Regions from separate parts of the Homo sapiens genome. Here region 1 is linked to region 2. The links are chromatin loops, found by intact Hi-C in ENCODE. Cell type or tissue: heart left ventricle. All regions are shown on one strand. Each heading gives the region's core, and the rest is flanking DNA. Links, peaks and the distances in the headings are about the cores only. Region 1 has its middle 82 kb from the start of FAM30A. Region 2 has its middle 33 kb from the start of MIR8071-2.

Region 1 (12,342 bases), core at 2,030-10,029, 330 kb after region 2:
CTCTGCCATGGTGGTTGGGGTGGGGGGAGGGGACTGCACTCCACGCAATGGTGGGACAAGAAAAGCAAAACCCACCTATACAGACATGTGACTGCAAAGTGATGTGGGAAGTTACGTGGGCCTGGGTGAACCTACAGTATTCGGAGGAAGTGTGTAAGCTGGTGTGTGCACATGAGGGCTGCCCGATTGGAGCTCTCCACCAGTCAGGCATGTTCTGCCAGGGCAGAAATTTTGGTGCGGGATCCCAGGGCGTCCAAGACTGCCCTGCAAGAAGGTGTGGCCAGGCTAGGGCCCCAGGAGAGGCCAGTAGATGGAGGGGCACTCAGGTCCCTACATTATTTGAGAATGTGGCCATGTTTTATGTGAATGAGTGATGACTTGATTGTAATGCAGCATTTTATTCCAGTACACAAACATATCTCAAATTGTTTAACATTCACCTGTAATGGATATTCAATGTGTTCTCTCAGTTTCTGGCTTTTATACGGAAAGCAGCTATTCAGTGTGGGAATGTGAAAAAAATGAGAAAACTGTGATTTTATTCTGACCTCATTAACAACGAAGCTGAACAGCTACAAATAAAAGAGAGAAAAAACATTCAACATATCTGAGTTGATTTCACCAAGCAAACAAGAAAACTGAAATCTGAGAAGATAGGAGCCTGCAGAGAGAACCAGGACCTACCTGCTAGTGTACATAGGGCAGGTGCCACTGGATGGCATTTGAGATAGAAACAGACTAACCTAGAAATACTTAATGACTTTTTTTTTTTTAGTATGCATGTACTAATGGTGTTAGATTGGCCTAGTGCTTGCAAGCTTTTCCTAGAGAACTTGAAAAATCCACGGACAACTTCCTCATCTGGTGTCTTGTGGTGTTGACTGGGGAAAAGAACAGCAGCTCCTGTGGAATGCCTGAATGCACCTCCACTACCTCCAGGGGAAATCCACCAAAGCATGTGTCATATGAGCTGTGGTGAAGTCAACAGAAACAAAAGGAAACAGACGACACCAAGGAAACTTGATCCAGAAACACCTCCTATCTCTTTCCTCAGGAAAGAAATCCTTACTCTTTAGGGTAAGGATAGTGGGTAAAAAGCTGGGGACACTGGTGAAAAACAGTTGTGTCTGGGAAAAGACGTTCCAGCCCTGGGGAAAGAGTTAAGGACAGGACAATGTGGAAGGCCACTCCCCAGAACTATGCTTACTACTCCTGCATAAGAAGGAGACTCAGTCAGAAGGTTGGAGGAAGTCCCGCTTTGTCCAACCTCCTTCACCACACAGTCATCAATTTAAACTGTCAGTAGGGTGCACTTTCCACAGCTGAAACAGACAGCCTCCCTGGGGAAAACTAAATATAAAGACCCAGGATCAAACAGGGACACAAAAGCAAGTATCATGGGAGGAACTTGAAATCTCTGTGGACAGCAGAAGCTGACTTCAACTCTGATAATTGTGGCATCCATAAATTGCAAATATAGCCCTGAATAGATACACACAAATATCTATAATGAAGGCCCAGCAGAATGGAATGTGTTACCATCTTCAGGAAGAAAATAATGAATACATGAGTACAAGAAAATAAATTACAAATTAAAGTCAAACTGGAATTCTATATATATTAAAAATTTCATTTAAAGCGAAAGTCAAATGAATACCCTGTAAGACAAATCGATTCTGAGAAAATTTATTGCTAGTGCATTCATCCTTCAGTAGGTGCTTTGGCAAATTTTCCGCCAGGGTGAGTAGCCATATGATATACATCCGAAACATGAATCTATCCAAATAAAAAATGTGGTCAAGAATGAAAAAATGAAGTTGAAATGTAGTTTTTATATTTTTAATTGTTCTAATATATGTCTATGTAATGATAAAAATGCACATATTATATTTTATAGCACATATAAGTGCAAACTGAGAATAAACTAAGACAACGGATGAGAAAGAGGGTTTAGAAGAATAAGTTATAATAGCTCTACAACCTATGAAGAGGTTTTACGTTATTTGAATTAGAATCTGATTATACACAATTCTTATTGTATATCTTAGGGCCAATACAATATTCATAAAAGATGAGCTAAACAATAAGTTAATAGAGAAATAAACATGATCATAAAATGCCAAATTAAAATAGAAATTAACAGAAAAATAGTAATACCAGTTTTAAAATAGAATTTATTATAGTTGATTTAAAAAGCAAGACCCAACTACTAGCTCTGTACAGAAATTTGCTCTACATAGAAAAGTTAAATACAGGAAAACATGGACTATGAAAATATGAATGAAAAGAAAGCGTGCTTAGCTATGTTAAATTCAGACAAGGTAGACATAAGACTTTCAGGAATCAAGGGGCATATTACATAGGGTAAAGGGATCAGTTTTCTAAAAGGCATCACCAAAGATTTAACCAATGGATCTGGGATAGAAAATAGGCTAACATCTATAACAGATAGCGAATTCGACACTTACTGTGATTGACAAAACAAACGTGATAAAATAGGTAAATATATAAGTGACCAGAATCAACTTATTTGACTAGTTTCATTTATAGAATATTCAATGGGAAGACAGCAGGAACCCAAACTGTGATTAACCAGAAGATATGAGAGGAACATGGTGACTGAATTTGATGTGGTTACCTGGGTTGAACAAAGAAACAAACAAAAAGCAATAGGAAAGTGAGACCTTATCTCAAAAAGAAAAGAAAAAGGAAAAAAGGAAACTGTTAAAAATTGGCAAAATTCAAATAAATCCCAGAGCTGAATAAACAGAAACTTATCAATGTAAATATATTAGTCCCATGTCCCATGTTTTTTTTGACATATTAACTTTAGTGAAAACTTGGAGATGGATGTGAACACACTGTATTTTCCTTACAATTGTTCTGATAACCTATAATTATTCCAAATAAAAAGTGTGTAAAATATAAAGTAACAATCATAAAAATAATAGTTCAAAGACCTTATAAAATAGGCTTCTGAAAATAATAAAATTGTTACTAAAATTATTATGGATAATTATTTCAGAGGATAATCCTGAAATGATCATCGAAGTGGTGGACAGATGTTTATTTATTTCAGAAAAAGATGTGAGGCATCTCATATTAAACGCTAGTGATGGAAGTGTTTATAGAGTTGTTTTATCATCTATAATATGATGGATGAAAAGCATTATCATAAGCATTTGATGGATGAAAAGCATTACTATCATAAGCATTTATGTAGCCAATATCATGAACGTATTATAATTTCCTCAGTTGTGCACCATTTTTGTGTTAATACCATGTGAACGTTTTCTACTGCATGTGTCATATCTAAACATTTGAACTAGTTTGTTTGTTATTAATGTGACTCTTGTAAATGCTGTAGGCATTGCTGATGTTCTCTGTAATTTCTCTACTGGTGTTTTTTTCCTAATATTTTAACATGATAAATTTGGATTAATATAACTACGTAATTTAATAATATATTTTAAACTTCATAGTTGTACACACAGACACACACACACACGCACACATACACAACAGCCCAGCAATGACACATATACCCGTCCATGCAAAAATGAATGTATATTAAACACCAAAACAACACACCCATTTTTTTCTATATTATTTTAATTATTTAATTGAATGTAACTCGTATTTGCAGTTTCATTTTTGAATGAATGTAAATGCCATTCTTGCCAAATATATTACTTAAGTGTACAATGGTATTTACTTTTTTTTTTTTTTGAGACAGAGTTTTGGTCTTGTCGCCCAGGCTGGAGTGCAATGGCGTGTTCTCGGCTCACCGCAACCTCCGCCTCCCAGGTTCAAGCGATTCTCCTGCCTCAGCTTCCCCGCCACGCCCAGCTAATTTTGTATTTTTAGTAGAGAGGGGGTTTCTCCATGTTGGTCAGGCTGGTCTCGAATTCCCGACCTCAGGTGATCCACCCACCTCACCCTCCCAAAGTGCTGAGATTACAGGCGTGAGCCACTGCGCCCAGCCAGTATTTACTTTTTAAATATCAGTCAGTTATTAATAAATTGAATAACTAATAAGACAAACATCACTTAAATTTTTATTAAATCATTGATTAAAGTAACATTGTATTTTTTTAAACTAGGCAGGATAGAACTTTTCTATTTGAAAAATTTTTTAAAAAACTTTTTGGCGTTAATTTTCAATACAAACTCTAGTCGTTATTTGCCAATATGCCTTTATAATAAAGAACATCCAGCAATAGGAAACTGAAAGCAGCCCATGCTTTGCAGGATTCAATCACAATGGCAGCTTGCTGGAGGGTGGTCTGAGACTGGGCAAACACATTAGGGATTTGGACTTCATGAAAGCACTACTGAGCCCCTGGGCTGAGCACACAGAGGGTAGCATAAGTTGCAGAGCCTAGTCTGTGGTACTTAGGGAAAAAGAGGAATGGGTGGGGGTTATGTCTGCAGGACCCTAGAAAAGTGTGATGAGGGCAGAGGGTCTGCAGGTAGAGTGTATTCTAAGGAGAACTGTTACTCTCCTAAACTTGGTTGGCTTCAGTGATCATGAAAAGAAGTGAACTGATTTACCAGACATGGAGGACAGGAAGTAAAAGGACTTCCTGTTTCCTGCATGGAGACTGAGGAAGATAAAATATTTTGACAGAAAAAGAGAAGATGGAGAAAGTTTGAGAAGCAGAACACCAGGGGCCAAAGTGGAGGACAGGAGCCCTTAAAGTGGTGTTTCATCTGCACAAACAGCCGATGAAAGGAAAAGAAACTGGACCCCATGCATATGCTGAGTTGTTAGAAAAGCATTTACAATAGTGTGTCTGACAGCACAGAAAACAAAAAAATTGTGCATAGAGCCAGACTTTGGATTGAATATACACAATTAAAAAAAATATACTGAGATATATCATTGCTAGTATAACTCTGAAAATAGGCAGAGTTAAAAGTTGAATTGAACCCCTGTTCTAAGTTAATGTTTTATAGGTGAAAGAAACCATGAGTTACAAGGAAGACATCGTAAGAGATCCTGGGGAAGACTTTTGCTTGACCAGGTCAGGAATCACCAAGGTGGAAAAGGAAACCTCATCCTCCCCAGGTACCTGATATGGAGCTGCCTCCAAAGAGCCCCTTGGAGGTCCTGAGTGCTCCCTGGTGTCCTGAGCCATTCTTGCTGTCCTGAACACCCACTGGTGGTTCCTGAGTGCCCCCTGGTGGTTCTGAGCACCCCCTGGTTTTCTGAGCGACCTCTGGTGTCCTGAGCCCCCCCTGGTGGTTCCTCAGTGCCTACTAGTGTCCTGAGCGCCCCCTGGTGGTTCTGAGCACCCCTTGGTGTCCTCAGTGCCCCCTGGTGGTTCCTGAACCTCCCCTGGTTTCCTGGGCACCCTCTGGTTTCCTGAGCGACCCCTGGTGTCCTGGGTGACCCCTGGTGGTTCCTGAGCGCCCCCTAGTGTCCTGAGCATCCCCTGGTGGTTCCTGAGCGACCCCTGGTGTCCTGAGCATCCCCTGGTGTCCTGAGCGCCCCCTGGTGGTCCTGAGCATGCCCTGGTGGTTCTGACTGCCCACTGGTGTCGTGAGCGCCCCCTGGTGGTTCCTGAGCGCCCCTAGTGTCCTGAGCATCCCCTGGTGTCCTGAGCGCCCCCTGGTGGTTCTGAGCATGCCCTGGTGGTTCTGACTGCCCGCTGGTGTCGTGAGCGCCCCCTGGTGGTTCCTGAGCATCCCCTGGTTTTCTGAGTGTCCTCCGGTGGTTCTGAGCACCCGCTAGTTTCCTGAGCATCCCCTGGTGGTTCTGAGAATCCTCTGGTGTCCTGAGCACCCCCTGGCAGTTCTGAGTGCCCCCTGGTGTCTTGGTCACATCCTGTGGTTCTCAGCACCCCCTTGCCACAGTCTCATGAGTGCCCCTTGGTGTCCTGAGCGCCCCCTGGTGCTTCTGAGCACCCTCTGGTGTTCTGAGCACCCCCTGCTTCTTCTGAGCGCCCCCTGGCGGTTCTGAGCGCCCCCTAGTGTCCTGAGCGCCCCCTGGCGGTTCTGAGTGCCTCCTGGTGTCCTGAGCACCCCCTGGTGGTTCTGAGCGCCCCCTAGTGTCCTGAGCGCCCCCTGGCGGTTCCGAGTGCCCCCTGGTATCCTGAGCTATCCCTGGTGGTTCTGAGTGCTCCCTTGTGTCCTGAGCGCCCCCTAGTGATTCATAGCACCTCCTAGTGTTCTGAGCGCCCCCTGGTGTCCTGAGCACCTCCTGGTGGTTCTGAGCACCCCCTGGTGTCCTGAGTGCCTCCTGGTGGTTCTGTGCACCCTCCCTGATGGTCCTGAGTGCCCCCTGGTGGTTCTGAGCGCCCCCTGGTGTCCTGAGCCCCTCCTGGTGGTTCTGTGCACCCTCCCTGATGGTCCTGAGTGCCCCCTGGTGTCCTGAGCTATCCCTGGTGGTTCTGAGTGCTCCCTTGAGTCCTGAGCGCCCCCTAGTGATTCATAGCACCTCCTAGTGTTCTGAGCACCCCCTGGTGTCCTGAGCCCCTCCTGGTGGTTCTGTGCACCCTCCCTGATGGTCCTGAGTGCCCCCTGGTGGTTCTGAGCGCCCCCTGGTGTCCTGAGCCCCTCCTGGTGGTTCTGTGCACCCTCCCTGATGGTCCTGAGTGCCCCCTGGCGGTTCTGAGTGCCCCCTGGTGTCCTGAGCTATCCCTGGTGGTTCTGAGTGCTCCCTTGAGTCCTGAGCGCCCCCTAGTGATTCATAGCACCTCCTAGTGTTCTGAGCACCCCCTGGTGTCCTGAGCCCCTCCTGGTGGTTCTGTGCACCCTCCCTGATGGTCCTGAGTGCCCCCTGGTGGTTCTGAGCGCCCCCTGGTGTCCTGAGCCCCTCCTGGTGGTTCTGTGCACCCTCCCTGATGGTCCTGAGTGCCCCCTGGTGGTTCTGAGCGCCCCCTGGTGTCCTGAGCCCCTCCTGGTGGTTCTGTGCACCCTCCCTGATGGTCCTGAGTGCCCCCTGGTGGTTCTGAGCGCCCCCTGGTGTCCTGAGCCCCTCCTGGTGGTTCTGTGCACCCTCCCTGATGGTCCTGAGTGCCCCCTGGTGGTTCTGAGCGCCCCCTGGTGTCCTGAGCCCCTCCTGGTGGTTCTGTGCACCCTCCCTGATGGTCCTGAGTGCCCCCTGGTGGTTCTGAGCGCCCCCTGGTGTCCTGAGCCCCTCCTGGTGGTTCTGTGCACCCTCCCTGATGGTTCTGAGTGCCCCCTGGTGGTTCTGAGCAGCATCTACCACATAGTCCCCTCCTGTCTCCCTGCGGTGAGCTTTGTGTCTGGGCTCACACAGGGTTTCCCTCACTGTGTCACTCACAGTAATACATGACCTTGTCCTTGGCTTTCAGATTGGTCATTGTAAGGCAGACTGCACTTAAAAGGGTGTTGCTTGAGATTGTTAATTTATTTGTACTCATGGAGAGTAACCCTGAGAATTCATACTTGATCACTCACTGTTGGCACCCACACCTATCCCTGTTGTGAAGCATGCTGGACCAAGCTCATGCTGTAACCAGTAAAGGTGAAACCAGAGGCTTTGCAGGAGAGTCTCACCACTGGGCTGTAAAATTTTTCCCCCTCTGACTCCATCAGTAAACTTCACACAGGACTTCCGTGAACACAGAAAACAGACTGAGAACAGCCCCGTGAGGAGAAGCCACAGCTGGACCTGATTTACGAAGGACACTAATATTGACGGGGATGAGAAGGGAATCCAGATCAATGCAGACCCCACGGTGTGGACACTGAGGAAGGGCACAGACATGGGGTGGCTCCTCGCCAGGGCCTGAGGGAACAGGGGATGAGCTGCCTTTCATGAGAAGTGGAGGGGACACATTTCCACGTCTTTCTTTTTGTGGTCATGGGTGCACTGCTCAGCATTGCTCATCCATCCTCTGTGTCTACATTTCAGGGAAGTCAAGGTCAAAGGATTTCTGGGTCTGGATGCACAGAGTTAATCTGCCCATTACTCTTTTTTATTCTCTAATGTGGACACTGTTGGGGTATCTTCATAATAGCAAACATTATCAACAAATATGTCCAGTAAGAACATAAAAATACGTTTCCAGAGAAAATGGACACCTGTCTCTAATTGGTATATTTAGAGCTGCAAACTACTGTTCTTGACAATAAGGCAAAGTTAGGTTACAATGAAAAAAATACAGATCTACGCCTTGTCAGGGAGGGGGTTTATGATTATCATTATCTTGAGATCATTTTGCCACAGAACAATTCGACATTGGATATATGTACTTGTGTAAGGAAACAGTAAATGTGGACATATGTGTACTTATGTGAGTGAAGAGTTCACATGGAGACATGTTTGCTTGTCTGAGACAAGAGTCCACATGAGGAAATGTCTGTTTTCTGAGGAAAGAGTAAATGTAAGAACATATGTGGTAGTCTGAGGAAAGAGTCCACGTGGGGACATGTGTGTTTGTCTGAGAGAAGAATCCACGTGAGTAAAGGTGCGTTTGTCTGACAGAAGAGTCCACATGTTGACAGATGTGTGTACCCATCTGAGGGTAAATGCCCATTCAGGGACAGTGTATGCCTGAACTGAGCTGAAGTTTGGGGAAATATTTCTCAACCAAGGAAAGAAAATAATCCTGTCGGTTATTTGCTTGTCAAGAGGAAAAAACCTGGGTCACATAGAAAATTGATTTAAAAAAAAATTTAAAAAATTAAAGGTCTTTAGTGAATGGCAACATCTTATATGCAAATCAGGAAAATTACCTCATTCTTTGTTGCATACATCTCATGAAATCTCCACCCTCACAAAATAAGTAATGAGATAATTTTATACAATCTGCATTTGATCCTTGGGTTAATGAACTGCTAAATTTTTTTTAATTGTATATATTTAGGTTTATATTTTCCATCACAAAACTATGTGCTTAGACAAATTAATTGTGTCATATCTGAACCATTGCATATCACTAAAAATAATTTTAATCTTCTTAAACAGTGTCTTTTTAACTTATTTTATACCCAGTCTCTAAACTCCTCGAATATCCTCTATATGTTGTTGTTTACTTGACTACAGTTTTGGCTTTTATAGAATTTCAAATAAATCAAATTATACAGTGTCATTGAAATGACTTCACTGAAGAAAGTGGAAAATGAAGTTGCTGACCTAAGGAACTTTGAAAATGAGGAAACTCTGTAAGTTTAAAGTGTAAAGAAACTGAACATAAGCACTCTATTCTAGTAGATAAACATGTTTCCTACAAGGGTACAGCTTTACATTTCTGATACTGCTATGCATGTGTCCTGAAATTGTGCAGCTAAGTAATAAAATGGCATATGGTTGGATGGGGTTCCTCATTTTGCAGTGAGAGGTTATAGACAGTCAAGGAAGGAAGGCTAGAAAGATCCATGTGGTAGCATAATTGGGTAGAGAGACCAGTGTGTTCTCATTTTTAATGTAATCACATTACAGAAGGTTAGATACATAGTTTACTAGGCCAGTTGGTTGAGAGGTCCTGCAAGTACTTATACCACATTAACAATGCACATACCCAGTATTACAATTTTTTAAATACTATTCTTTAACATCAGAAGCAAGCAATCTTTAGAAAAATGGCTGATTCTATGTATGAAAAAGATAATATAGAAAATGAGTTTAGAATTTATTATAATAGCAGGAAACAGGGAAGTGTTCAAAAACAAAAGCATGAGGTGAGCTGTAAGGATGCAGGATCCAAACTCAATGAGCTCCCAGCACATAATAAAGCCATGGTGGTTTGAAAAATAAAATGAATAATGTAGCATGGATCTTCTTCAGAGTATGAAATAGACATCCATAAACCAATACACATATTAATAAGTGATCAAATAAAGAAATAATAGGAAGAGGAACACATCTTTTTACAGAAGTATTCCAAATATGTTAGGTTGATAGTCCTCCAATCAAGTAGGTGAAGCTTAAACACTCATGAGATGATTGTAGCCTGAGATTAGAGACATGGAAAAAGTAATTGATATTACTGTATTTTATAATGAGATTTCAGATATAATACCAAAGACATGATCTGTGGATGAATAACATTTTACATTTTTAAAATCTAAATTTGTATAAACACACACACACACACACACACACTTTTCTGCAATACATACTGATAAGGGAGTAAAAGACAGCCGCAGACTTGGAGAAAATACTTCCAAGTCACATATTTGTTAAATGAATTCTTTTAATTTGTTAAATGATTTTATAATCAATATGCAAGTAAACTTACAACTAATCAAAAGAAAACAATGCAGTTAAAAATGAACCAAATATGAGAAGAGGCATCTCGGCAAAAATTATATGAAAATTGTTAAATGTGAATTTTTATTACGGAAATGTGCATTTAACTAAAAATTAGATACCATTACTCACCTATTAGAATGGTTAAAACACACAATTCTCATAATGATAAATGGCAATATGAATGTGGAAAACCAAGAACTATCATGCATTGATGGTGGGAATTCAAAATGCTACATGCACAAAATGAGTTTTTTTGGCATTTTTAATAATAGAGATAAAAGTAGAGATAAAATGTGATTTGTGTGTGTGTTCCAAAATATTTACAACACTGATTCAGAAATTGATGTTTACACAGATACCTACAGAGGAAGTTCTGTATCAGTTTTATTAATTCAATCCCTGAAATTTGCTTGCAGAATAAATATTGTATGAAAAATCTCTCAAATAATTAAAATTTCTCAAATACATGTTTATATTGTTCCTTTTCCTTAATGACTTAATATCATTTTCTGAGAAAGTCTTCAATCTAATAATCTTTGTCATTTCCTCCATGCCAGCACAGCTGCTTCCCCCCTGGGGTTTCTGACACTCTCAGGATGTGGGTTTTCACACTGTGTCTCTCGCACAGTAATACACAGCCGTGTCTTCAGATCTCAGGCTGCTCAGCTCCATGTAGGCTGTGCTCGCGGATGTGTCCCTGGTAATGGTGACTCTGCCCTGGAACTTCTGTGAATATTTTGTGTTACCATTGCCAGCGTTGATCCATCCCATCCACTCAAGCCTTTGTCCGGGGGCCTGGCGCACCCAATGCATAGCATAGCTAGTGAAGGTGTATCCAGAAGCCTTGCAGGAAACCTTCACTGAGGCCCCAGGCTTCTTCACCTCAGCCCCAGACTGCACAAGCTGGACCTGGGAGTGGGCACCTGTAGAGAAGACACAGGAGTGGATGGAATTCCCCTTGACTGGCCTCGATCCCTTCCTCCTCACTGGGATTTGGCAGCCCCTTACCTGTGGCTGCTGCCACCAAAAAGAGGATCCTCCAGGTCCAGTCCATGGTGAGGCGTTGTGCTCTGGGGGCTTCTGAGGAGGGATGTGGTTGTTGGGTGATGCTCTCAGGGCACAAAGATATCTATAGTCATCTCAGTTATTTGCATATTCATGAGCGATGCTATTTCATACCTAACACAGCATGAGAAAGAGTGGAGAGATGACACATGGATTACCCAACAGGAGGATGCTAAGGGTTCAAGCTATAATCCCCTTAGAGGCCATGTGTGCCCTGCCATATCCCTAAGCTGTATGTTGACAGAGCTTCTCCCACTGGAGAACAATTTTCCCTAGAACAGGACTTCACTGGGAACCCACACTTGAATAGCTCAGAGGTAATTTAAAGTATTTCTAGGCTTTAATACATGAATGTGTTATTTGGGGGATGAGTGTGTTTCTCCAAAAGTTGCACTTATTTATATAAAATAAAAGCTTAATTGACCTCCAGATGCTTACTATTAAGATATGTAGCAGGGTTAGAAATCTCCAGTGTAAATTGATAAATTCTTGCAATTGAATAGGATATTTATGGACTCTTCAGCAGTTTTTGTCAAATACTTATTTTAGATTTTTTTAGAAGAATGACACAGATCTTAAGGGGACTCCATCCGCAGCCTCCTGTGCACCTGCTCTGGGGCTGGAGCCTGTGCTGGGTGGGCCTTGAGCGCCCCCTGCAGCCCAGCCCTTGCACTGCAGAGAGGCTCCTGTCTGGGCTCCCAGAGCATTTTCCCCCCAGTATGAAGTGGCTGTGTCCTGGCTCAGAATGCTCCTTTAGTGACACGTGACACCATGTGCTGCTGACGCCATCGCTTGCAATAGTAAATTGGTCGTAGGAAAAAGCCAGTGAACTCTGCAGAAACACCCCAAGCAAGGATTCTATGAAACCACCAGGGAGCCCCTTCTGTGGCGCTCCGGAAGCACTGGATCAGTCCACACTCACAGTGAGTCCAGGAGCTTCCAGGGGCTTTGGGAGAACACCTAATCTCTTGTCGGTTCCTGTGGATGAACATCTCATCAGATAATTTCTAAACCTACAAAATCATGGGTCTCAGAAGCCACTGCAAAAC
Region 2 (12,342 bases), core at 1,937-9,936:
CACGCTTAGCAGGAAGAGTGTGATGAAGATGGTGATGGTCGTCCACAGCCCGTCCAGCTCCCCGTCCTGCGCCTCCGCACAGCTCTCCTCCAGTTGCAGCTCTGGACAGGAAGGGGGTGGTCAGTGCTGTGTCCCCCTGGGCTTGGGCCTCTGGGGGTGATTCCCTCTGTGGCGGGGCCTAGGATGTAGGGCCCGGCCTCGATGGCCCAACAGTGTCCTGAGGTCAGCTCCCGGAAGCTGTCCATCCTGGGCACCGGCTTTGGCCCTGGGGCTCAGCCAGACACCCGGCCCTAAATAGCGACCTGGCCCTCAGCAGGACCCGCTCCCCGTCTCCCGTGTCCCTCCCTGAGCCCCAGAGGGCAGGAGATATGAAGCCCACCCCTCATGTGACCCCAGGAGCAGGGAAGGGCTGTATTGGGAAGTGGGCCAGGGCCAGGGACGTGACGTGGTGTGTGATCCCCTGTGTGTGTGTGGCGGCTGCAGGGGCACTTTGTGAGAGGAGGACTGGGTTTGTCTGAGCTGGTCAGCAAGTGGAGAAGCTGCCGAGAGGCTCGTGGGCCTTGAGGTGCCGCATGGGGCTTGTAGGGGCCTGTGTCCGAGGAGTGTTCACGTGTGCGAGGACCTTGCTCTGGTCTGGGTGCTGTGCAGTTCGCCCGGGTGAGGCTCCGTGTGTGAGGCGTGCACGTGTGTGTGTGGTGGCCGTGTGGCCGGCCAACCTCAGTGCGGGGTTTGTTGAACGGGTCTGGGCTGAGTGTGTGTGTGGGCATCTGGACCAGTCCCTCCATAGGGCCCGAGAGTGCATGTCCCCGGAGTCGGTTGTGTCCCCATGCGGGTGCGAGGCTGGGCAGGGCTGCCAGGGGTTAGTGCCGTGGGGGTAGATGGGTGAGGGAGGGCCTGTCCCTACGCACATGGACTAGGCATGCCCCCGAGTGGGCATGGGGGGTCGGAGGACAGGGCGCTCACAGAACAGGACAGTCTCCTACAGAGGCAGGGGCTGTGTGTCTGTCCCCAGGGGCTCCTAGGGCTTCTCGTGGCTCAGCCCAGGGCAGGTGCTGCTGGAGGGAGGGCCACGCTGGCAAATCCCCCACCCTGCCGAGGGCAGCCCCTGGCTGAGCCCCACCCTAGGCGGCCCAGGCACACCTGCACAGCCTGGGCCAGTGTGGGGACAGTGGGACCCGCTCTGCCTCCCTCATGCCACTCAGGCCTCAGACTCGGCCTGACCCGTGGAAAGAACCATCACAGTCTCGCAGGGGCCCAGGGCAGTGGTGGGTGCTTTATTTCCATGCTGGGTGCCTGGGAAGTATGTAGACGGGGTACGTGCCAAGCATCCTCGTGCGACCGCGAGAGCCCGGGGAGCGGGGGCTTGCCGGCCGTCGCACTCATTTACCCCGGGGACAGGGAGAGGCTCTTCTGCGTGTAGTGGTTCTGCAGACCCTCATGCATCACGGAGCATGAGAAGACGTTCCCCTGCTGCCACCTGCTCTTGTCCACGGTGAGCTTGCTATAGAGGAAGAAGGAGCCGTTGGAGTCCAGCATGGGAGGCGTGGTCTTGTAGTTGTTCTCCGGCTGCCCATTGCTCTCCCACTCCACGGCGATGTCGCTGGGGTAGAAGCCTTTGACCAGGCAGGTCAGGGTGACCTGGTTCTTGGTCATCTTCTGGGATGGGGGCAGGGTGTACACCTGTGGTTCTCGGGGCTGCCCTGTAGGGACAGAGGTTGGTACAGCGGTCACTCCCAGGGCAGAGGGTGGGCCAAGCCGGCCTCTGTCCACGTGGCCTTCGCGCTCCGTGGGTCCCACCTTTGGTTTTGGAGATGGTTTTCTCGATGGGGGCTGGGAGGCCTTTGTTGGAGACCTTGCACTTGTACTCCTTGCCGTTCAGCCAGTTCTGGTGCACGACGGTGAGGACGCTGACCACATGGTACGTGCTGTTGTACTGCTCCTCCCACGGCTTTGTCTTGGCATTATGCACCTCCACGCCGTCCACGTACCAGTTGAACTTGACCTCAGGGTCTTCGTGGCTCACGTCCACCACCACGCACGTGACCTCAGGGGTCCGGGAGATCATGAGGGTATCCTTGGGTTTTGGGGGGAAGAGGAAGACTGACGGTCCCCCCAGGGGTTCAGTTGCTGAGGAAGAGATGGAGGCGGACGTGTCAGCACCCGGTTGGGGCCTGTCCCTGGACGCAGGCTACTCTAGGGCACCTGTCCCGCCTTGAGCTGGAGGGCGAGGCCTGGGCTGGCTTACTTGCACATGGTGGGCATGTGTGAGTTGTGTCACAACATGGGGTTTTGGGCTCTGCAGAGAGAAGATTGGGAGTTACTCAGATCTGGGAGGAGAGGTGTCTGAGCTGAGGGAGTGGAGATCTTGGCCTTTGGGGTGGGCTTAGGTCAGGGGCAGGGTCTTCCCGGATATGGCTCTTGGCCAGTCTAAGTGCAGCACCTGCCCCTTTGTGCGCAGGGCCTGGGGTAGGGGCTTCCAGCCTGTGGCTGCCTGGAGCCTGGTGGAAAAAGCCAGAAGACCCTCTCCCTGAGCATGAGTGGGGCGGGCAGAGGCCTCCGGGTGAGGAGACAGATGGGGCCTGCCTTGCTGCCCTGGACTGGGGCTGCACAGCCGGGGTACGTCCAGGCAAGAGGGCTGAGCCTGGCTTCCAGCAGACACCCTCCCTCCCTGTGCTGGCCTCTCACCAACTGTCTTGTCCACCTTGGTGTTGCTGGGCTTGTGATCTACGTTGCAGGTGTAGGTCTGGGTGCCCAAGCTGCTGGAGGGCACGGTCACCACGCTGCTGAGGGAGTAGAGTCCTGAGGACTGTAGGACAGCCGGGAAGGTGTGCACGCTTCTGGTCAGGGCCCCTGAGTTCCACGACACCGTCACCGGTTCGGGGAAGTAGTCCTTGACCAGGCAGCCCAGGGCCGCTGTGCCCTCAGAGACGCTCCTGGAGGAGGGCACCAGGGGGAAGACCGATGGGCCCTTGGTGGAGGCTGCAAGAGAGGTGGTGCCATGTGACCGCGGTGTGGGACAGAGCTGGGCCCAGGGTGCAGAGGCCCCTCGGTTCTTGTCTATCCGCGAGGGTCCAGGCAGGGTCCAGTGTCTGGGCTCACGGGCATTGAGTGTGCACCTGGCTGGTGCCACCTGCCTCACCTTAGCCCCCTCCCTGCCCCAAAGCCAAAGTCAGGCCCGGCCTGCCCCAGAAAGCTTGCAGGACTGGTGGCCCTGTGGTGCCCTTCTGCAGGCACCCCTGCAGCCTAGGGGGCGGGGCTCGGCAGCCAGGTCAGTGCTTTGTCTCAAAAAAAACAAAAACAAAAACAAAAAACAAAACAAAACAAAAAACAAACAAATAAAAAGTTGTAAAAGGATTGTGGAAAAGGGATCTTATGTGGTCAAAGGCGGCTGTGATTGGATTTATTTATTTATTTTTTTGAGACAGAGTTTCACTCTTGTTGCCTAAGCTGGAGTGCAATGGTGTGATCTCGGTTCACTGCAACCTCTGCCTCTTGGGTTCAAGCGATTCTCCTGCCTCAGCCTCCAGAGTAGCTGGGATTACAGGTGCCCACCACCACGCCCAGCTAATTTTTATAGTTTTAGTAGAGACAGGGGTTTCACCACGTTGGCCAGGCTGGTCTCGAACTCCTGACCTCATGATCCACCCGCCTAGGCCTCCCAAAGTGTTGGGATTACAGGCATGAGCCACTGCACCTGGCCGGATTTATTTATTTATTTATTTTTGAGACAGGGTCCCACTGTGTTGCCTAGGCAGCAGTGCAGTGGCACTCAGCACTGAGGCTGAGGGAGGTTGAGGTGGGAGGGCTCAAGCAATCCTCCCACCTCAGCCTCCCAAGTAGCTGGGACTACGGGCACGTGCCACCATGCCTGGCCAATTTTTTTTTTGTATTTTTTGTAGAGACAGGGCTTCCCCATGTTGCCCAGGCTGATCTCAAACTCCTGGGCTTAAGTGATCCACCCTCCTGGAATGCTGGGACTACAGGTGTAAGCCACCTTGCCCAGCCTGGATGGAATTATTTATAAGGTTTAATTAAAATTAGCTTTAATATTAACAGTTCATGTGAAACTAGAATTTGGTCTTCTCTGTTAAAGTGACAGTTTTCTGGAATATTGGTCTGCTCTTCATTATGGCAGGTTTTTCTTTTTTTTTTTTCACCTTGAAAAATATATATTTACAGGAACAATTCCCCATTCTCTGGGACTCTTTAGAAAAAAAAAAGGTCCATTTTGGGGAAGCAAAACAGTGGAGACGAGTGTAGCACCGTCCCCCAAATCACCAACCCCCAGGTCCCAAGGCCTGGGCTGGGCCAGGGCTGACAGGGAAGCCCAGGAGTCTTTTGAACCCACTCTTCCTGCCTAGAATAGAGACAGGACAGGCTTTATGTCCCCCATTCCTCCCTCCCACCTCCAGGGACATTGAAAGTGTCCTTTGTACCTACCTGTAGGAAATTGGGGGGCTGGGAGGGAGGGAACTGAAAATACACATTTGTTATCAAAAATAAACATCTGGGGGGGAGGCGGCAGGAAGATTCCCTCCCAAATCCCTTTCTTCACACCCACCCCACCAAATATAGGAAGAGATGACTCCCTCTCCCCTATTGAAAAGCCCCATTTAAAAATAGATTATACTATCAAAATGGCAGCACGGGAGAGACAGGGAGACCTGGAGTACTGGCTGGAGGGGCCCCCCCAGACAGGAACCACCCCCACAAAACCCCTCCATGGGAGGAAACAGGCAGGACCCCAGGGAGTTTGGCAGACAAAGGAATGGCTTCTCAGGGGGAAGAAGAACAAAGGGACATTCCTCCCTGGCCAAAAAGTTGGTTAAAAAAGGATAAGCTGTCTGAGAGAAAGGTTGGGGAGGTGGAAATTTCTATTCCAAGGGTGTGATTCTGCCTTGGCCAAGACTCCCAACCCATTAAATGGTACAAATTCTTCCTGGACCCCGAGTATGGCCAGGAATAATAAAACGAAACTAACTTCTACTCACATCCTAAAATGGACACAGGGCTCCCTCATCTCCCCACGGGCAGGCCGAGGAATGAAGAAAGAAAGGTCGTTCTCAAGTCAGACCCCGATTGTCCTGTCTTGGGGAAAAAAGCGGGGAGGTGGGGGAGACGTCCTGACCACCCTAATAGGTTAGGTCAGGCGCTTCCCAGTGGCCTTCAAAAAATAAATAAATAAACCGCCCCTACCATTGAAGTAGGAGACGTGTCAGGGCAGCCACTGGGGGACGGACAGAAAAGAGAGAAAAGAGAGAAGCTGTGGAAGCTGAGTGTTTTCTGTGGAGGAGTTAATGAGAGTCACTCCTGGGAGAAATCCTTCCCAAGGATCCCCACCCCACCACAATCAGAGCATGAGTCTTTCAGTTGAACTGTGTTTCTCCTTGAGAGAGCACGGATGGAGGGACCCCAGAAGGGGTGGTGGTGCTGGTGGTGGTCATGGCCTCTGCGGCCCTGGCGAGAGCACCGCGGGGGTCGAGAGGCCAGCCACGCCGATGGAAGGGATGTGCACCTGGGCGCCGCCACTGGACGGAAGCTGGCAGGAGAGCTTGGCCGGGCTGCGGGGCGCAGCGGGACTCAGGCTGCTCCGGAAGTGAACGCTGGGAGGCAGCGAGCTGGGTGTCAGCAGCGCCGGGGTCAACGTGTGCGTAGGAAGCAGGGACAGGGTCAGCGCCGGCCTCGGCGCCTGGAGGCCGGAGCCAGTTCCCGATCCTGGGGTCCGTTCGGGTCCCGGCGCACCTAGCAGGCTCGGGCTGAGTGGAAGCTCTAGGTCCCGGGGCTTCCGGCCCTTCTGCGGCTGGGAGATCTGAGGGCTGGAAGCCGCGTGGCCGCCCGCCTGCCCTGCGGTGTCCATAAGGACCTCGGCAGCCACGCTGGCACGCCCTCCTGTGGAGGGACTTCAGGCTCGGCCTTGGCGGTTTCTGGCACGAACCCTCTCTCCCCCGCGAATTCCAGCTCTTCCTCGGGCCCTTCCACTTCCACTTCCGGGGGCAAAGGGCGGCGCAAGCCCGGCTCCACATTCGGCTCTTCCAGTTTCGGGTTTGGGGCCTCGGGCGGGGTCAGGATGACCTGCAGAGGGAAGCCGGCTTCCTCAGCCTCCAGGCAGGCCTCCCAGGGGCTTGGACTGCAGGAGCTGCGTTGGGGAGCACCGCTGCAGGCCGAGGCTGAGGGGGTGGCTGCGGCTGCAGAGACTGGATGGTGAAGGTGGAACAGAGGCCCGAGCGCATGTACTTGTTCCGGCTGTTGCGCGCCAAACCGCCAGGGCCTGCCATTCCTGCACCCTTGGGTGTGCCTGGCTTTCCTGAGGCAGTGCCCCCTGGGGCGGCATGTGCAGCAGCAGGGGCCACAACTGCCATGGTGAAGTAACCGACACCTCTGGGTGGGGCGGGCAGTCCTCACTCAGTGGAGCACCCTGCGACCTCAGGATAGGACACAAACTTGTAGACTTAATGCCATGTCAAATTTGTTCTCTATCTTGAGCGGGGATCCAGAATCGAATAGTAAAAGAACATTAACTCCAGAGGCCACGAAAGAAATTGAATTAGTTGAAGAAAAAATTCAGCCAGCACAAGTAAATAGAATAGACCACTTAGCCCCACTCCGACTTTTGATTTTTGCTACTGCACATTCTCCAACAGGCATCATTGTTCAAAACACAGATCTTGTGGAGTGGTCCTTCCTTCCTCACAGTACGATTAAGACTTTTACATTGCACTTGGATCAAACGGCTACATTAATTAGTCAGGCAAAATTACGAATAATAAAATTGTGTGGAATTGACCCAGATAAAATCATTGTTCCTGTAAACAAGGAACAGGTTAGACAAGCCTTTATAAATTCTGGTGCATGGCAGATGGGTCTTGCTGATTTTGTGGGAATTATTGATAATCATTACCCCAAAACGAAAATCTTCCAGTTTTTAAAATTGACTACTTGGATTTTACCTAAAATTACCAGACAGAAACCTTTAAAAAAATGCTCTGACGGTGTTTACTGATGGTTCTAGCAATGGAAAAGTGGCTTACACTGGGCCAAAAGAACGAGTCACTGAAACTCAATATCACTCAGCTCAAAGAGCAGAGTTGGTTGCTGTCATTTCAGTGTTATAAGATTTTAATCAGCCTATTAGCATTGTATCAGATTCTGCATATGTAGTACAGGGTACAAAGGATGTTGAGACAGCCCTAATTAAATATAGCATGGATGATCAGTTAAACCAGCTGTTTAATTTGTTACAACAAACTGTGAGAAAAAGAAATTTCCCATTTTATATTACTCAATTCGAGCGCATACTAATTTACCAGGGCCTTTAACTAAAGCAAATGAACAAGCTGACTTGCTAGTGTCATCTGCCTTCATGGAAGCACAAGAACTTCATGCCTCAACTCATGTAAATGCAACAGGACTAAAAAATAAATTTGGTATCACATGGAAACAGGCAAAAAATATTGTACAGCATTGCACCTAGTGTCAAGTCCTACACCTGCCCACTCAGGAGGCAGAAGTTAATCCCAGAGGTCTATGTCCTAATGCGTTATGGCAAACGGATGTCACACCTGTACCTTCATTTGGAAAATTATCATTTGTCCATGTGACAGTTGATACTTATTCACATTTTGTATGGGCAACCTGCCAGACAGGAGAAAGTACTTCCCATGTTAAAAGACATTTATTGTCTTGTTTTGCTGTCATGGGAGTTCCAGAAAAAATTAGATAATGGGCCAGGATACTGTAGTAAAACATTTCAAAAATTCTTAAATCAGTGGAAAATTACACATACAACAGGAATCCTGTATAATTCCCAAGGACAGGCCATAATTGAAAGAACTAATAGAACACTCAAAATCTCAACTGGTGAAACAAAAAGAAGAAAAAGACAGGAGTATAACGCTCCCCAGATGCAACTTAACCTAGCAATCTATACTTTAAATTGTTTAAACATTTATAGAAATCAGACCACTACTTCTGCAGAACAACATTTTACTGGCAAAAAGAGCAGCCCACATGAAGGAAAACTGATGTGGTGGAAAGACAACAAAAACAAGACATGGGAAATAGGGAAGGTGATAACATGGGGGAGAAGTTTTGCTTGTATTTCCCCAGGAAAAAACCAGCTTCCAATTTAGTATCTACAACTTACAGAAGAAGTTGCCATCCACCAAGGAAGCAAAGCCACTGACCTGGGGCCAAATACAGGAGCTGACACAGTTAGCTAAGAAAAGCCTGAAAAAAACAAAGTCTACAGGTATATCCCGCAGCTCTGAAGAGACAGCGACCAGCGAGAAGGGGCCATAATGACGATGGCGGTTTTGTCAAAAGGAAAGGGGGCTATGTAGGGAAAAGAAAGAGAGATCAAACTGTTACTGTGTCTATGTAGAAAAGGAACACATAAGAAACTCCATTTTGACCTGTACCCTGAACAACTGCTTTGCCCTGAGGTGTTAATCTGTAACTCTGCCCCAGCCACTTTGCCCCAACCTGGAGCTCACAGAAACCTGTGCTGTATGGAATCAAGGTTTCAGGGATCTAGGGCTGTGCAGGACGTGCCTTGTTAACAAAGTGTTCACAGGCAGTATGCTTGGTAAAAGTCATCGCCATTCTCCAGTCTCGATGAACCAGGGGCACAATACACTGCGGAAAGCCGCAGGGACCTCTGCCCTGGAAAGCCGGGTATTGTCCACGGTTTCTCCCCATGTGACAGTCTGAAATATGGCCTCGTGGGATGAGAAAGACCTAACCGTCCCCCAGCCCGACACCCGTGAAGGGTCTGTGCTGAGGTGGATTGGTAAAAGAGGAAGGCCTCTTGCAGTTGAGATAGAGGAAGGCCTCTGTCTCCTGCCTGCCCCTGGGAACGGAATGTCTCGGTATAAAACCCGATTGTACATTTATTCTATTCTGAGATAGGAGAAAAACCACCCTGTGGTGGGAGACGAGACATGCTGGCAGCAATGCTGCCTTGTTATTCTTTACTCCACTGAAATGTTTGGGTGGAGAGAAACATAAATCTGTCCTATGTGCATGTCCAGGCATAGTACCTTCCCTTGAACTTATTTGTGACACAGATTCCTTTGCTCACGTTTTCTTGCTGACCTTCTCCCCACTGTCACCCTGTTCTCCTGCCGCATTCCTCTTGCTGAGATAGTGAAAATAGTAATTAATAAATACTGAGGGAACTCAGAGGCCGGTGCCGGTGCAGGTCCTCTGTATGCTGAGCGCCGGTTTCCTGGGCCCACTGTGCTTTCTCTATACTTTGTCTCTGTGTCTTATTTCTTTTCTCAGTCTCTCGTCCTACCTGATGAGAAATACCCACAGGTGTGGAGGGGCTGGCCCCTTCAGAATTCTTCTAGTTTTCTCTAATATCAGGCAACAACTCTGCAAACTAATTTTTCCCTCACCCTCTGACTTGGAATCAGTCAAATTTAAAACTGCCCTTTTCCTGAAGCCCTGTGAGCTGAAATGGGACAAGTTGATGTAAACTTCAGAGAAATCATCCCCACAGATCCTGTGCGGGCAGCTTCTGCAACACCTGACCTGCAAATCAGGAAGGCCCTTCAGCTGCCTACCTGGCTGCAGCTGAAGATGCTTCAGGCCCAGCGTCTAGAAATCTTCTGGCCTGGTGCCCACTGGGCTCAGAAACTGCATTTCTAAGTGTTAACCTTTGTGTTTCATTTATTTTCAGAGTCTCTCCTCTTCGAATGTCCAACTGCTAGCACCATGCGGCGAAATGTCCTCTTCTATCCAGTCCCAACAGAAAATCCAGCTGGTTCTTAATGAACGAAAGGCCACCCAACAAGAAAATGGACTTATATTGTTGGAGGGAAACGAGAATGTCTCCTCTTTCCTTAAACAGTGTGGACTGACAAAGATTCTCTGCTTGGCTAAACTGCAGTCGGGCTCTGGAAACTTCTCCTAGGCCGGCCTGCACTTCCTTGTAAGAAAAAGGCTTTAAAAAGTACCCGGTGGGGCCCGGAGCGGTGGCTCATGCCTGTAATCCCAGCACTCTGGGAGGCTGAGGTGGGCTGATCATCTGAGGTCAGGAGTTCCAGACCAGCCTGGCCAACATGGTGAAACCCTGTCTCTACTAAAAATACGAAAATTAGCTGGGTGTGGTGGCACGCGCCTATAATCCCAGCTACTCGGGAGGCTGAGGCAGGAGAATTGCTTGAACCCAGGAGGCAGAGGTTGCAGTGAGCCAAGATCGTGCCACTGCACGATGACACGTGCCACTGCCTGGTGACAGAGTGAGACTACGTCTCAAAAAAAAAAAAAAAAAGAAAAAAAAAGAACCCCCCTAAATCAGGTTAAAGACCCACTCTTGACATTTGATCACCCTTGATCCTGAGTTCCTCATCTTCCACCATCTCCCAGGTCTGATCACCCTGGTCTGTCTTCAGCAAAAATCTTCCTGGGCTAATTTAGCCAGAACCCTCCTTCCCCCCAATATTTCCTCTTGGGAATGTCCGTCCTCCGAGTTTACCCAGCTCCCTGGCTGTCAATCCCCGCCAGCCCATGCTGTGTTAAGAACTGAGCCCCATCTCTCTCCCGCATGGCCGTGGTCCCTGCTCCTGCGGCGGTGGTCCTGAATCACACCTGCCTCCGCATTGAACAACTATCATGGAATAATTTTTTCTTTAACATTTCTAAACACACTCTTAGGAGGCGCCAGCAGCCAGCGTGCGGAGTTAAGTGCCTGTGCCCTTTGTATGAAAGTGTCACCGTTGTCCTGGTCTTGAGGGGTGGCTTTCGGGTGTAAACGGCCGGCAGAGGTGAGTAGATGCTGGGAGGCTGCTCCAGGCGTCTTGTTTGCTCCAGGGTTCTTGAGACTCTCCTGTCTATGAGAACGTGCAGTGGCACGGGACGGCCGCCGGGGGGCTCCCGAGTCCGGCTCTGGAGTCTGTGGCCGCGCGAGTGCACCTGCCTGGGCCGGCCCTGACGGATTTTTTTTTTTTTTTTGATAGAGTCTCACTCTGTCTCCCAGGCTGGAGGGTAGTGGCGCGATGGCAGCTCACTGCAACCTCCGCCTCCCGGGCTCAAGCGATTCTCCTGCCTCAGCCTCCCGAGTAGCTGGGACCACAGACACCCGCCACCACGTCCAGCTAATTTTTGTGTTTTTAATAGAGACCGGGTTTCACCATGTTGGCCTGGCTGGTCTCTCCAACTCCTGACCTCAGGTGACCCACCCACCTCTGCCTCGAAAAGTGCTGGGATTACAGATGTGAGCCACCACGCCCGGCCTCCTTTTGGATGCTTCTAAAGTCTCTTTGCCTCTGGTGTTGGCAGCTCCATCGGCAAGCGTCAAGGTGTGGACGTGGAGTTTGCTTTTATTTATCCTGCTTGGGACTTGGCCTTGATCCTGACGCGTCCTGTTATTCAGCGATTTTGGAAAATTCCCAGCCACTGCCTCCCCCGACTCTGTTTCTCCTTTGGGCAGAAGAAGCCCTTGTGGGAGCCTCCGTCCAGCCTCCGCGGGGCTGCGCTCGGGCTGGGTGGCGTCTCCTGCTCTTTCTTCGGTGTTACCAGCTCCCGCTCCTGCGTGTCCTCTGCGCTGCCTGTCCCATCCATTCTTATTTTAGCCTCATCTATTACGGTTTTCAATTCTAGAAGTTCTTCGTAAAACTCTCAGGTCATTTCAAAATGCAATGTGCAGTAATTTCCCATTTTGCAGTAATATTTGAATAGCTTCTGTAAGTAAGTTTAAAAAATCTCTTGGCCGAGCGTGGTGGCCACGCTGTAATCCCAGTACTTTGGGAGGCTGAGGCAGGAAGATCATGAGGTCAGGAGATCGAGACCATCCTGGCTAACACGGTGAAACCCCGTGTCTACTAAAAATCCAAAAAAATTAGTCGGGCGTGGTGGCGGGCACCTGTAGTCCCAGCTATTCAGGAGGCTGAGGCAGGAGAATCGCTTGAACTCGGGAGGCGGAGGTTGCAGTGAGCCGAGATCGCACCACTGTACTCCAGCCTGGGCGACAGAGCGAGACTCCATCTCAAAACAAAACAAACAAAAAAACCCTCTGAAGCACACATTGCATATTCTATGTCTGATAACGCCGACATTTTGCTTTTGTTTGGGTTCTTATTCTATAGTTTCTTGTTTCACTGATTCTTGTTTCTGCTTCTTTAGGGCTTTTCTGATTTGTATGTGAGCTGGGTTCCTGGGATCCTGATCTGGGCGCGTCTTTTAGGCTTGCCTCTGAGGTCCGCTGTCCCCGCATGAGCGGACGGCAGAGCGCGCCTGCCTGGGAGCCCAGGAGGCTGCCGGGCCAGGGACCCCGGGAACCCCGGGAACCCCGGGAACCTCTCAGCAGCAGAACTGCAGTGGCACAAGACGGCCACCAGG

The links. Hi-C counts contacts between places; a loop is a spot of excess contacts. Peaks named below come from ENCODE experiments on the same cell type or tissue, not always from the same donor. Only the 100,000 strongest peaks of a DNase experiment are listed, where the experiment ranks them.
Region 1: it touches region 2 in a loop (8-fold over the local background); 9 of 110 quality-filtered maps call a loop at or near these places.

What each region holds. Positions count from the first base shown.
Region 1 is chr14:105,994,251-106,006,592 of GRCh38, forward strand. It overlaps IGH, the pseudogene IGHVIII-2-1 and IGHV1-3. Among named protein-coding and RNA genes, the nearest start is that of FAM30A, 82 kb to the left of the region's middle. In heart left ventricle, for the core only: CTCF peaks have their summits at 5,209 (motif pointing left) and 5,420 (motif pointing left); a DNase peak (open chromatin) is centred at 5,261; H3K27me3 peaks cover 576 bases.
Region 2 is chr14:105,666,866-105,679,207 of GRCh38, forward strand. It overlaps IGH, the pseudogene IGHGP and the pseudogene ELK2AP. Among named protein-coding and RNA genes, the nearest start is that of MIR8071-2, 33 kb to the left of the region's middle. In heart left ventricle, for the core only: no CTCF peak of the experiment used is centred there; no DNase peak of the experiment used is centred there.